Regions from separate parts of the Homo sapiens genome. Here all the other regions are linked to region 2. A link is a contact called in ENCODE Hi-C or POLR2A ChIA-PET data. All regions are on one chromosome and are shown on one strand. Each heading gives the region's core, a stretch centred on a gene start or an enhancer-like site at or near the end of the contact. The rest is flanking DNA. Distances are from core to core; before and after follow the strand shown. Region 1 overlaps EBF1 (EBF transcription factor 1). Region 2 has its middle 22 kb from the start of LINC02227. Region 3 overlaps EBF1 (EBF transcription factor 1).

Region 1 (4,519 bases), core at 1,021-3,520, 390 kb after region 2:
ATCTATCTTCAATCTAAAAAAATAAGTAGGACCCCAGGTCAGAGCTCATGAACACTAACATGTTTATATTCTAAAAACTCTTGACTAATAGTTCCATTGTTTTTTTTTCCAAATAAATATGAAGGATGCACATATTCAAAACAATAACAAAAAAAAAAAAAACTAGATCTAAAGAATACCCTACTGGGGACTTAATCCCACTCCTGGAAATGGCTCCTACTGGTGGGTGAGCTCTAGAACGTGCTCACATTTCTCTAGTCACCATGGAGGAGGCAAGTCCTCCAAAAGCCCAAAAAGGGGAGAAGGGAAAGAAAAAGAAGAGAGGAAAGGAGAAAAACACATGCACACCAAAATAAAAAAATACATATATCCCCTTTAAAAAAATGAGCATTTAAACTGCTTGTCAGATGGTTTCCTGACAAAGCCACTAGAGTGTATTCACAGGCATTTGCATAAATGCTGCCTGTGAGTTCACCATAGCTGCAAGCGCTAATGGTACATAAAGTAATTTAGTCACTTCTCCCGGCATTCTATGTCAGAATGATGAGCACGGGCACTTTGCCTTGTTGCATATTAGATCATTAGATAATAAAGTGTTAGCGCATGCAAGCTGACAGGGGCTCTGCACCACAGTGTTGTGAGGGCACCGCATTTTGCCACAGGGGGAAGAAACAGAGAAACTGATGCCACAGTTGGCCTTGAATTCAAGTAAACACAACCTGGAACTCAGGGGAACAACAATGCCAATAGCAACACTCCTCAGGCCCCTCAATGACTCCCCAGAACACAGTCTTCATGAACTTGCCCAAATGACTGGAAGACAAGGCAAGTACACAGGGTAGCGCTGAACATAGCCTTGTGGCAGCCACTCAGCTCCTTTCATCCCGAGCTCATGCTTTTTCAAAAATTGGAACTGAGAGAGCAGTTACATTTTGAGGCTGCCTGTCTCCACGACTGTACATCTTCCATAAAGCTATTGCTTAAAGAAGAAACCTCACTAGGCTAAATGGTCCCATAAATATCCAGCCAAAGAAAATCTTGGTATTTATGAATGAAGAGAAAGTACGGGGGAAGACCATTTTCCACGATCTATAGCATGCCAGGATTCACTATCTTTGGACCATGCAAGAGTCTATGAAATAAATTTGCCTTTGTCAACTCTCATACTTGAATTACAGGGTCATTTATCAGAGCACAGGGGTTTGCGAGTCCATGGGTCACATAAGAAAGCCCATGCATGAATGTAAAGCACGATCTCTGTCTCTACTTATACACAGAAAGGTGAGCCACAAAAGGAAACTTCCTCCAACAGTCTGACAAGCAGGATATAAATAGAGATTTGCAGAATAGCCCAAAATAATTCAGGCTACCTGTAAATTAGATGGTAAAAAGTCCAGAATGGGGGAGAACGTAGGTTCCCACAGGTCACAAGAGGAGAACATGCTTTGCCGTCTCACCATGCGGTAGCTGTTTGAAGGCGGTGGGGGGTGGGAGCGGAGACACAGAGGGATGAGGGTGTATGATTCTCAAAGTCTTTTAAACAGAGCATTTTGAAATAGGACTTTTCAACAGCAAAATAAAGTATTACCCTCACATCAACATGAATTAGCATCTAGGTCCACTCCCACACATTACCAATGAAAGAGTTCAATAGTCATCCTTTGCTGAGTAGATATTTATGTGTCAGCCTGAAGTGTCTAAATGAGTGGGTGGTTTTGTGTGGTTGGTTGACTCACTCTGCAGAGAAGCAGATTTCTATGCTATTGTCATTACTAAGAATTTGAACATGTCTACCCTTTCTTTCCACTGGAGAGAAGTGAAATAAGGCTTCGGTGAAGGCAAAGCCCCTTGCTGAAGGAAATAGGACATACCTATGTCCCCAAGGATGGCCAACCACTTACACAGTGAAATGTCACCATTTTTTGAAAAATATAGTAATATGGCCATCTGTGGACTCATAAACTGAAGCAGGTGAATAAAATGCTGACTTTAAAACTTAGAATAATATGACACCCCAACTGAAATATTAACACTCTTAGAAGAGGGAATATCTGAGCTGGGAGGAAGCTTAGAGCTGTGTTGATCCAGAGGTCTCAAACTGTTGACCTGTGGCTGCATTCTTCCTAAGTGGCTTTTTTCCCCCTCTCCTCCCTTCAGTGTCCAAAAATTTTGTAATTAGTTACCAACAATTAAAAATTCACTGTTGCCAAACTGGAACATCTGGCCCCACTTGGGCTCTCATTCCCCTTAGCAACAACTGGCTGGGGCCGAGGGGCACCAGAGCGTGTACTTGCCTGTCTTCTCAGCCTCCACCCAGCCCACTTCCCTATCTACATTACCTGCCCCCACCCAAAGCACAGATTTTTTTTTAAACTCTCCTACAGATCATCACCTTCATTTTAACAAGGAGGAAATCAAGGATCCCAAAAGCTAAAGCGATTTGTCCAAGGTCAAATAGAGGCCAGAGTGAAACTAAATTGAATTTGGGGTTCCTGGTACCTATTTCAAGACCTAGTCCTTTATCATGCTGCAAAATAACGTTACTGATCCTCATTGCCTAGAGGGATCCTTTAGAGAAGGCTATATTCTATGTTTGCTTTTGGTTTTTGTTGGAGGGATAATTTGCCTGGTGTCAGGAGCTTTCTCACTGGCTTCCCAAGAGCAGAAATAGGAGCTGGGTGTGGCCTGAGCATATTTTGAAAGTGTGAACCCAGATTTCAAACTGACAGTCAAGTCTGTCACCAGACTGGGCAGTACCTATTGCAACTAACCACCCACAGTCAAAAACATAACTTCAATCCTTAAGCAGCACTCTCCAAATCATGCCCACTGAGTATTTCCCTAATTTTTTCTTCCTCCTTTCACCTAAACACCTCTAGTCACACAATGCCTTAAGTGACTCCAAGGGTATTATAAAGACAACATTACTGTAAAGTGAGGATCAGAATAATTTTAAGTACAGAAATGGAACTAGGAATGTAATCATGAGCAGGTGTTTGAAATGGCCTCCTGCAAAATGTAATATCCATCCATCTCAGCACTAATGAAACCATAAAGAAGCAGCTTTTGAAAGATGATGGTTTACTTTAAAAAGACTGTAAAACTGGATGTGGTGAAGAATCCCTTCTAAGAGCATTACATCTGGCTAATTAATAAAAAGTACAGTTCGTGTGTTCCATAAGCACAGGGGAAAAAGCCAGGCAAAAATGATGAGAGTGGCGTGTTTATTAAATTGGGATGCTGGCAGAGAAGGGAGTTTTCTACCTTGTAAATTATGGGCAACTCCTGGCCCATGGAAAAAAGCAGGCAATCAGGTGATCATTTGTGTGGTAGTGTTCTGAAAAGAATCTTGCTGACCCTAGCAAACTGGAAAGGGAAGTGAGGGAAATGGGTTGAGAGTTTGAGGCAATTGAAGAAAGTCTAATATGGTGACTGGTATCCAGCAGAGCCTCAGTCACTCATTCTTGGATGGACGGATGGACGGATGGATGGATGGATGGATGGATGGATGGATGGATGGATGGATGGATAGATGGATAGATGGATAGATAGATGAACGGATGGATGGATGAGTGGAGAGGAGGAAGAGTGGATATATTACACACACACATGCAGCACTGAAAAATTCAGGCGTGCCCCTAACCCAACCCATGGTTCTTCTGAGTGGCATTCACTTTCCTTGATTCAAATTTTTATCTGGTTTCCTTCAGTCCTCTCAAAGGCACCACTGATTAGCCATAATTCTCAAGACAAATGGGATTTCTCCCTACCAAAGTCTACTTACAGACAGCAAGTTCTATCACATGGTGAAGAGGTAAGAGTTAGGTACAGGGCACAGGAGGGACATTTGGTCTGGGCTTCATATTCAGAAAGCACCTCCAACCTCGACATTGAACCTGATCTCCAAATGAAGTTCAACAGGTGGTCACAGAGATACACCAGGAGGGTGGTAAAGAGGATGGGTTCATTATAAAACCTCAATGGTCAATTATAAACATGTCAAATATATCACAATTTTAGTGATACCAAATTGTGTGGCCTTTCCTTATTTTTCCCTTGGATTGGCCTTTCCTTATTTTGTAATCCAGTGGGAGCTTAGAATAAAGCAATGGTCCAGGCCTCCTTCTTTCTCTCAACCTGAAAGGAGGCAATATCAGCCATTTCCAGAGTAGAGAGTGGTCCCACAAGAAAGGTGGGCCTCAGAGATATTTTCCTGTCTTTAAATATTTGCCACCATATGTTGAAGAGAAAAAACCCTAGAGGACCAATCTTATTCAAAAAGACTTTTGAAATTTGAAACAGAATAGAACATGTGGTGGAGTGGAAGAAAGAAACCAAATATATTCACAGTTAAAGTAGCAATGCCAACCAATGAAAATGATTCGCCTACCATGTTCCAGATAAGAGGGCGTACCTTCCGAGGGGTCAAGCCTCCGAGCCCTCCGCCCATGCTTGGAATTATTATGGACAAACATGTTATCAGAGACTGCCAGGACATGGCCATCCACATTGACTGTCG
Region 2 (4,473 bases), core at 436-2,935:
TTACTTCGTGTCTGAGATGAGTTTTACCGTCTTAGAAAGCCACATTCCTCAGATCTTAGAGGGAAATAAAATAAGGAAATTACCATCACATGAAGCAAACAGAAAACAGTTGGAATCATTTCAGCAGACCAGAGAAGAGGGTAGCAGACACTGTTGATACTACCCACCATCCATTCCTCCTTCCTTTTTCTTAGAGGAACCCTGACTTTGTTCAGGTATCAACCTCTCCCCCATGAAGACTTGTGCCTTGAAAAACTTGACCCCATCTCCAGCCCCAGAAGTGGGCCTGATTGGGTTACTAATAATCTCATTCCCCTTGTCTGTGATTAGTTCAGCAAGGGCACATGACCCAGTCCTGGTCAACATGTAAGAAGTCTGATTACCTTGAAGCCACCATGCTGTGAGGAAGCCCAAGATACACAGAGAGGTCATGTGTAGGGTCTCTGGGCATCAGTCCTAGCTGAAGGTCAGCCTTCACGTCATGCCAGCCTAGGCCTTGACATGTGAATGAGGAAGCTTCCAGATGATTTCAGCCCTAAGTTATTTTAGTGACCCTCAGCTGAATTATCCCAGCCTGCTGAGGTCCTGGACATTACAAAACAGAGATAAATCATCTCCACCATGTCTGGCCTGAATTCCTGACCCACGATATTTGCAAGCACAGTAAAATAGTGGTTGCTTTATGCCAGTCAGTTTTGGGGTAGTTTGTTATACAGCTATAAATAACTAGGACACCTGTCATTCTTAGTTTGGTTTCATAACTTAGTGGCTCATGGCCTAGGCCTCCTTTTTAAAACAAAAACAAAATTAAATAATTTTGAGAAGAGTTTAGATATTTTGTGATTCACCCTTTCCAACTCTGATGCAATTGGATACTCCCTGGTTGGAGATGGTGTTTGATATTTTTTCAGTTCAGTTTCCTCCATCTAGAATTCTGATATAGACATATAGATGCAGCTGTTGATACTCTGTATCTGAAAACTGATAGAATGTTCTGAAATTTAATTCCATTCTATTTTCTGTATATCTTTCTTGAGAGGTTTTAATTGTTAGGCAAATTTTAAACCAATTCTGTATAGAATGTATAACTAATTAAAGTCAAAGTAACTCTCGCACTTGAGTTTTGTATTTCATTGCCTTTGCCCTCCTACACTGTAGGAAACATTGAATAGCGCCAGGCTTTTGAGCATCTGGAAATCCTATACAATTCAGGCTGTGAATAAAAATATTCTACCATTTCCTGGCCATTTTGTTCTGTTAAATACCAAAATTGGGTTTATTCCTTTGTAAATGATGAAGAGGGGGCAGAAATGAATGTATATTTCTAAAAACATTTTTATGTTTTAGAAATGACCATACTGTTTCATAAAATAGCTCCACAAATTAAGTAATTTTGAAAATCTGTTTCTGACTAAAACCCAGTTCTAAAAATGAAAGCATTCATTGATTAATTCATGCATTCATTCAATAACTATTTATTGAGTATCCATTATGTGCTAACCATTATGTTGGGTAATGGGAATTCAGAGGTGAACAAACCCAAAGATTTCTCTTGGAGGAATTCTAAAGAGACATAGAAAATGTTTTCCTGGTGATTACCCTCCCTGAGCTTGGTTTCAGTCCCACTTCTGCAACAGCTGCAGAAGGTCTCAGAAGCACATTTGCAATATCTCCAGCTACTTTGTCACTGTTGGCAATAGGCAGGAAGAATCTTAGGTGGAGCTGTTCTTTTGCTAAATTAAACAATGATCAAAACTCTGCTCATTTTTTCCATCACTAAATGTCATCTAATTTCCCCTGGCTGTTAAGACAGTATGTGTGTGTGTGTGTGTGTGTGTGTGTGTGTGTCTGTGTGACAAATGCATAAAGGATCATACACACAGAAAAAAAAGCAAGTAAGAAAATATACTGGGTGAGGCATAATTTACCACACAGTTAAAAAACAATGTGTACTCAGCCCATAAAAGATATTTGCTACTTTAAGATGTTGCAATGGACATCTGTTGATTTGCCTGACCACCATATGTTACTTTTCCTAGTAACATCACCCTGTTTTTGTGTACAGAAACCAATTCTCACTCTGTGTTTTGAGTGTGGTGAACCCTACACCCCAGTTCTAGGAGTAGCCATGTGACATAAGCTGCCAATCACCATAGGACAATCCTCAGGCCACTATGATTGGCTTAGTGGCAACGACATGACTCAAGCTAGTCCAATGAGAGCTTACTCCAAGATCCTAAAACAGCCTGAATAGAGACACCTGGTCTTCCCAAGTTGCTCTGGGATTGTGACAGGATATGATGTATCCTTGGGGTTCCTGGCTGCCATCTTGCTATTACATGGGAAGATTTATCCAGAAAATGGAGCCAACTCAGGAGAAGGTAGATCTGAGATAAAGAGAGAAAATCACATCCCACAATATTTAAGCCATTTTGCCCAGACTGAAAATTTCTTAACATTTCTTTTTTTGCTGTTTTTTTTAATTAGCAAACCTGCCAGTTTTAGTAACTTCTGTTTCTCTAGATGTTTGCAAACTAACCAGTGTATATCTAGTACTTAAACATGCACTTTGCTTTAATAAGCTGCCTTTCAAGTCATTAGAGAAGGATTTAGAGGTTAAAGAATGATGTGGTAGGTAATTTATGTTTGAATCAACCTCCTCTTTTATAGACTATGTTAAAAAGTGCCTATAAATATTTCTTCTTGGCATCTTCAGCAATCTTAATGGGTTAAGTGCCCAGCATGTTCTACATGAGGTTCAATTCACAGTGATGTACCTGAGCAGGAATGGACTTCCCTCTTACTTACCATTTCCGTTCTCTTGTTTCCATCACTACCTCAAAGTCTGTCTCCTCTGCAGTTCAGGCAGTGTATCTCTGAGAAGGTCACTAAAATATATGTTCCTGGGCCAGGCGTGGTGGCTGTATCCCAGCACTCTGGGAGGCCAAGGCAGGTGGATCACCTGAGGTCGGGAGTTCAAGACCAGCCTGACCAACATGGAGAAACCCCATCTCTACTAAAAAATACAAAAATTAGCTGGGCATGATGGTGCATGCCTGTAATCCCAGCTACTCGGGAGGCTGAAGCAGGAGAATCACTTGAACTGGGGAGGCAGAGGTTGCGGTGAGCCGAGATGGCGCCATTGCACTCCAGCCTGGGCAACAAGAGCGAAATTCCATCTGTGTGTGTGTGTGTGTGTGTGTGTGTGTGTGTGTGTCTGTCTGTCTGTCTGTCTGTCTGTTCCTGGCCTTAAGCCCTTGCTCCCACTAGGGGCTTAAAGATTCTGATTCCTGTAAACCTAGGTGGGAATCCAGGAATACCCATTTTTTCACAAGCGACCCAATAATCTCACATGAGGTACTCCTTGTTAAGTACTGGTTTAAGGAATTAGAATCCTAAGGGAGAATGGCTGGAGGGATCTTTACGTATAATCTAGTATAGTCTTAACCTCCAATATTAATTTCAGAGGTTGAGACCCAGAAGTGAAAGTAAATGGTGTCAGCACTGGAATGCAAGTCTGTTAAATTTCTCCAAAACCCTTTCTACTGCACTTGTATGGTCTTCACATTCAAACCTGAAACAGAATGCAGTTGTGCTCTCCCCAATAGTCTGAACTCAATATTAAATTTTTAGAAAAAGAAAGAGGATGCAAGAATAATGTGAGACCTCTTAGCTGGTGGATAATGCTATCCTGATGTGGTCTCTGATCAGTTATTTTGCTTATAGGACAGAGAACATCTGTAATGATAACCTGGCTGCAATTTACTGAGAATATAATATGTGCTACGCACTGTACTCATAGATGTATTCTTTCTTTTAAAGTTCAATCGTGCCTAGAAAAGAGGCACTAGCACTGCCTCTGAATGTGAAAAGTGAAGTGAAGTAATTTGCCCCAAATCACTCAGCCAGGATGCAACTGTGATTTCAATCCCAATAGGCACTGGTAGCATGCCTTTCTCCCTCTCCTTTCTCTTTCTTCTCCTTTCTCTCCATCTCCTCCTCCTTCTCACCAAGGACTAGATCCATGACCTCAGCTGGCAAACCTACAAATATGGACGATTTGTCATAAGACAAGAGTGGCTGGCAGTGTACACCATCCCCATCTAGTACTTTAGAATGGAGTGAAAAGCTTTGTCTTTTCCAACAGAGCACATGTTCTAAAATAAAGCCTTGGAAAGTTCAGCTGCCTGGGGCATGTCAGAGATCATTGAGCTTGAATCTCTGGAAGTAAAAGGCAAAGTCTAGGATATACTTAATGATGAGGATGGTAGTGATGATGATGATGATGATGATGATGATAAAAAATAACACCCATTGAGAGCCAGTGATGTACTGGATATTTCTCAGGGTTCTGTATCCATGATCTCTTTTACTCTTCACAACAGTCCTAAGATGTAGGGACCATAATTAATCCCACTGCTTTTATAAATAAACTGAGTCAGCGATAGGTTAAGGAAATGGCCACAGTTCCGA
Region 3 (4,825 bases), core at 2,219-4,718, 440 kb after region 2:
GGCAGGTAGTTACCACAGCAGGTGCAGAGCACTTGGTGGAATTGCAGCCATGGCTTTTCTAAGAATATGGAAAGTCAGTGGAAAGAATTTTACAAAACATACTTCACAACCTAATTCTGTTGCCAAAACAGACACTAATAAGTAGTCAGGAGAGATGCAGTCATCCCAACCCCATGATGGTCTTAAGCTTCCCTCTGCCTTTAGACTGGACTTTCCTATCTACCCAAGTAGAAAACTTTTGGTCTTTTCTTTTCTTTTTTTTTTTTTGAGATGGAGCCTCATTGTGTCACCCAGGCTGGAGCCCAGCGGCATGATCTCAGCTCACTGCAACCTCTGCCTCCTGGGTTCCATCGATTCTCTTGTCTCAGACTCCCAAGTAGCTGGAACTACAGGTATGCACCACTATGCCCAGCTAATTTGTGTATTTTTAGTAGAGACAGGGTTTTATCATGTTGTCCAGGCTGGTCTCGAACTCCTGACCCCGCGAACTGATCCACCAGCCTTGGCATCCTGAAGGGCTGGGATTACAGGCGTGAGCCACTGCACCCGGCCCTGTTTTTGGTCTTTTCTGATTTTGGTGATAGAATGGAAGGAAATGAGAATGCAAGACATTCATATCTGAATTTTAATTTTAAAACCTGCTTAGCACACAATTCACTCTTGTCAAGTGAACTGTCGAAAGCTCCTAAGAACTACATAATTTATTCCTGGGCCACCACCCAGTGTACAAACATAGGCATTTACTCTGTGGGATACACTGGTAGATGAAACAATGATCTTATTTCATCTTCAATCATGCTTCACTTTTCTTTTCTGTGTGTACATTTTTGGAGGAACTATTAGTTAATCAGAGCCCTGCTACATACCATTAATTCAGTTCAATACAATGGGTATGTGCTAAGCTGTTACAATATGCCAGGCACTGTCCCTGGGTGTAGACCAGAAATCTCCCAGAGCACATTCCCTTTGAATAACAAAACAAGCTAATATTTTGGCTTTATCAAAAGCCATACCTTTGTCCAGGGCTCTTCAGTCAAGAATGACACTAATTTTTTTTTTTTTTTTTTTTTTTTTTTTTACTGCTAATCAACATTACAAGATCCACAATGGCTTAAAACAACCTGAAAACCTTCATTCATTAATGATAGTCAATTTCTCCCTCAACTCTGACTTACTATAGTGGAAATGGGACTCCTGTGCCATTAGAAATGATTTTCATCAATACAAGTGAACCTTCAATTAGAAAAGCCGACTGACCAGAACCCTAGTTAGTGGGGATTTTACTGTCTAAAGACAAAGATAAGTGAATTGCCCAAAAGTGCACGTCTTTACCCCCACTAGCATCTTAGATTCTACATCCTCTTTTTATGCATCACTCAACCCTTCCATTCCCTTTGACTCTATAGAATACACAGCTCTCTAGAGTGATTCGCCACATTTTGGCATTGCCACAGTGTTCCCTGAACTTCAATCACTCATAACAGCACCTTCAGAGTTTTTGCCATTTTTACCTATAATAATATTCACTTAATATTTTATGTATACTGACTCATTTCCTTTTATCCCTAATAAACTTATTTTTGAATGACACTTTCCATTCCTACTATGAATGAAAACCCATACTACTTATCTGAGATAAAAGAAAGCAACATAATTAAAAGTGAATGTAAACAAAATTTTAAAAATTTACTAAATTTTGGCTAGATACTGTTGCCTACCACAGGGTACTCATTGAAAACCAAGATGAAGCAAATGTGAGGGAGGTGTTAAAGACAGATTCCCACCAAACAAGGACTTTGGCCTCATCAGGAAAACTAAAAGAAATTTTAAATAAGATGATTTCCTTATCACCTAATTCAGTGCTATTTAAAGACACCTACAGGTACCACTTAAAAGCATCCAGCAGTATGTAGGTATACAGTGAGAAGTACCACCACCAGCAGTATGCAGATCAACAGTGAGAAGCTGCGAGTTGGCTAATATAGGTATGGGAAAGCTCACATCACACACATAAGGGAACACAACCTGTATGATGGAAAGAAGGCTAGAGAGAAAATATTGATCAGCCTAAAGAGAGGAGATGGAGGATTGTTTGTTAGTGATTTGTATAGAGTTGGAAGTTCCTAGGCCAGAGGAAAATTCATGAGTTTCCACTGGTAGAGGAGAAAACTAGAATATATCAGCAGATTATGAGCTGCCATGAATTTTTCTGTTTTTCCTCTTTAAACATGGATACTGATAATGAAATACCAGAAAAGTACACTCTGTGGTGAATCTGGCTTTTGATATTTATTAACATTAAATGGACTTTTGCAACTAAATAACACCAAAAAAAGAGAGAGGAGATACAACTATAGTATGTTCCTATAGCATGTTCCTACCCTCAAATAAATATCAAGAATATAATCTATGTGGAAGAAAGATCAAGTTGGCAGAAAAGGGAAAGGAGAATTAGGAAAGCAAAATAAATAGGTGCAGAGAAACTGTCACACAAGTGAATTGAGACTCAGTATTTAATTAGGGACAGCAAGCTTGCAAGGCTCTTGGTAAATGTCTACCGAAACCAACCACGTGTTGGTTAACACTGAGACATACAAACTGATCAATAGTACAAAACAAAAGGGCTCAGGTATGCATGTAAAGTCATACATCATTTCAATAAATTACGCTGTGTGTAGACAGGTTTTTTTTAGAACGATCATTCTGAGATCAAGAGCTAAATCATCTCAGCCACATCTTGATTTCTGCAAGACTCGGCAGGAATTATGAGGCTTAACAGCATTCTGACAATTAGCATATTATAAATACAAAAATGATATATTAAAGGGAGAGGAGGAAAAAAAAGGCCAGTGTTTTACACCTACAGTAATATAATTCCACTACTTAATGCAAAGTAACAGGCCTCAGAGTGTTTGGGATCCTCTTGTATGGTGTTATCTTCTCTATCAGTAAATGAGACTATGTGAACAGTACAACCTATAAATAATTCAAGGCCTGAGATGGCAATTATAGAACCATGCACAACTAGCATGAATATTTTATGAAGGCTAAAACAGCTCTCAGAATGAATCATGGAGAGATGAACACACACAAGCACACACACACACATACACACACACACACACACACACACACACACACCAGGCAGTTTTGGCCAAATTGTATTTCCAAGACAAGGCCTCTCTTTGATCTCTAGAACACCTTTATTTTATGGAAACAGTGATGATAGTTACATATTTTTCTTTTCTTGAATTTATTTCCTAAAATCCAAACAGAGGAATGAAGGTATGAATTTGTCAATAGGGTAGAGGAGCTTGAAACCGAGGAAGAAGGACAAACAATTTTTAACCTGAACTTCTGCAGATAATTCCAAGTGATTTTTTTAACCTTTCCAAATGGACTCTACAAAAAGTACCAAGTTCCAATGTATCAAAATTGAAACTGAAACCAGTGTCACTTCATGACTCAAGCAAGAGCACTTCCTATCCGAAAACTTCCCTCATATACATAAGCTTTTATTTCTAATTAGTCCTTGAGGAATACCTGTAATCCCTGCTTTCACTACATTCATAAGACAAAACAAATATTACTGAGCCATAAGCCTGAGCAAACAAGCTACTATATTTAAAAGTAGCAGCCCAGATGTCATACTCTATTAGGAAATGAGCAATGCCTAAGTTCTGAGCTGTTTCTGTAACCAAAGGATGTGCACAGCTGAAAAAAATGAAATTATATGAATTCACGTCTTGATTTCCCTGTGCAATGTACTTGTGCTATTTGAATAAGAGTTAATATTCATTTGAATTTTACAGAGATTAGCATTCATCATTTTTACCTGCCTCCTATTTACATATACCCAGATGATATCCATGTGGTTACACAAAACACCATTGTTTTCCTAAAGTCAATTTTAGCATAATTCACTTTCTTAATTACAACCTAAAACTGTAAAGACTTTTCCCAGTCCCTCCACAGAAGAATCTTAAATTTATGACCCTTTTGGTATGAATATGTGTGCTTTTCACTTCATTACAACAACAAGAATGGAACTTTAGGACTCTAGGATCTTAGCACAGGAAGGAACCTTAGATATCTTCTGATCCAACTGCTTCATTTTGTGGATGCGAAAAGTTTAGAGGCCAAAAAACTGTTCCATGGCATATTCGGTATCACATGACTAGTTGAAACACTACGGCCAATAATATAAAATATAATAATATTAGCAGGAACAAAAATCAGTAACAACCTCAAGTATTTACAGTGAGCTTGCAATAAAGCAGGCACTGTACTTTGCAGGCACTGTCTCCTTTAGCCTCCCAATACCTCTAATAGGTAGTATTATTATTGTCTCCATTTAAGGATACGAAAACTGAGGCTTAGAGAGATTCATGTATCTCTACCCTCAATCCCACGACCCCTTTTCCCTCTAGTGTACTCTTCAGGAAGTTACATCAGAATTCTCTATTTGAGTCTTGGCTAGAAGAAACTTTCATTACATGGACCAGTTATTACTGGAGACTTCCTAGATGGGAGACACACTGATGTTTTCGGTCTCACTGAGCCTGCTGCTTTGTGAGACCTCCGAGGGCATAGAGAGAAAAGGAAGCTCCTACAACCTGTACTGCAAGAACTTCAGGAAAAACAACATCTTTCCATAAAAAGTTTCACGTTGCCCTATTATTCAGTTTAAGAAGTTCAGAGCCACTGTTCCATGGGCCTGCCTTTTGTGTTCAATTTGGAGGCATGAAAATACCTTTAGAATTTGTAAATCTCAAGGCAACCGAGTGAAACGCCACCTACCGCAGCAGCTGGAGGGCAGGCCAGT

Evidence for each region. A loop is a pair of places that touch in the nucleus more often than their neighbours do. ChIA-PET counts read pairs that join two places held with the same protein, here RNA polymerase II (POLR2A). Pooled maps may share reads with other maps.
Region 1: a loop to region 2 is called in a pooled map, with 3 times the contacts of the local background. The contact joins two enhancer-like sites. A Hi-C loop is called at or near these places in 1 of 37 single-sample maps with no recorded cell type and 5 of 50 pooled maps. POLR2A ChIA-PET finds 5 or more read pairs at or near these places in 1 of 52 experiments (GM12878).
Region 3: a pooled map shows a loop between it and region 2 (2.9-fold over the local background). The contact joins two enhancer-like sites. A Hi-C loop is called at or near these places in 1 of 37 single-sample maps with no recorded cell type and 5 of 50 pooled maps. POLR2A ChIA-PET finds 5 or more read pairs at or near these places in 1 of 52 experiments (activated T-cell).

What each region holds. Positions count from the first base shown.
Region 1 is chr5:158,818,786-158,823,304 of GRCh38, forward strand. EBF1 (EBF transcription factor 1) reads right to left here. Exons shown (of 16, transcript NM_024007.5): 8 at 4,391-4,519. Among named protein-coding and RNA genes, the nearest start is that of EBF1, 280 kb to the right of the region's middle. Within about 2 kb of position 2,271, at least 4 of the 41 ENCODE cell types and tissues checked have a DNase peak (open chromatin) inside an H3K27ac peak, as active enhancers do.
Region 2 is chr5:158,429,791-158,434,263 of GRCh38, forward strand. No RefSeq gene overlaps it. Among named protein-coding and RNA genes, the nearest start is that of LINC02227, 22 kb to the left of the region's middle. Within about 2 kb of position 1,686, at least 7 of the 41 ENCODE cell types and tissues checked have a DNase peak (open chromatin) inside an H3K27ac peak, as active enhancers do.
Region 3 is chr5:158,871,948-158,876,772 of GRCh38, forward strand. The region is part of intron 6 of EBF1 (EBF transcription factor 1); the gene reads right to left. Among named protein-coding and RNA genes, the nearest start is that of EBF1, 230 kb to the right of the region's middle. Within about 2 kb of position 3,469, at least 2 of the 41 ENCODE cell types and tissues checked have a DNase peak (open chromatin) inside an H3K27ac peak, as active enhancers do.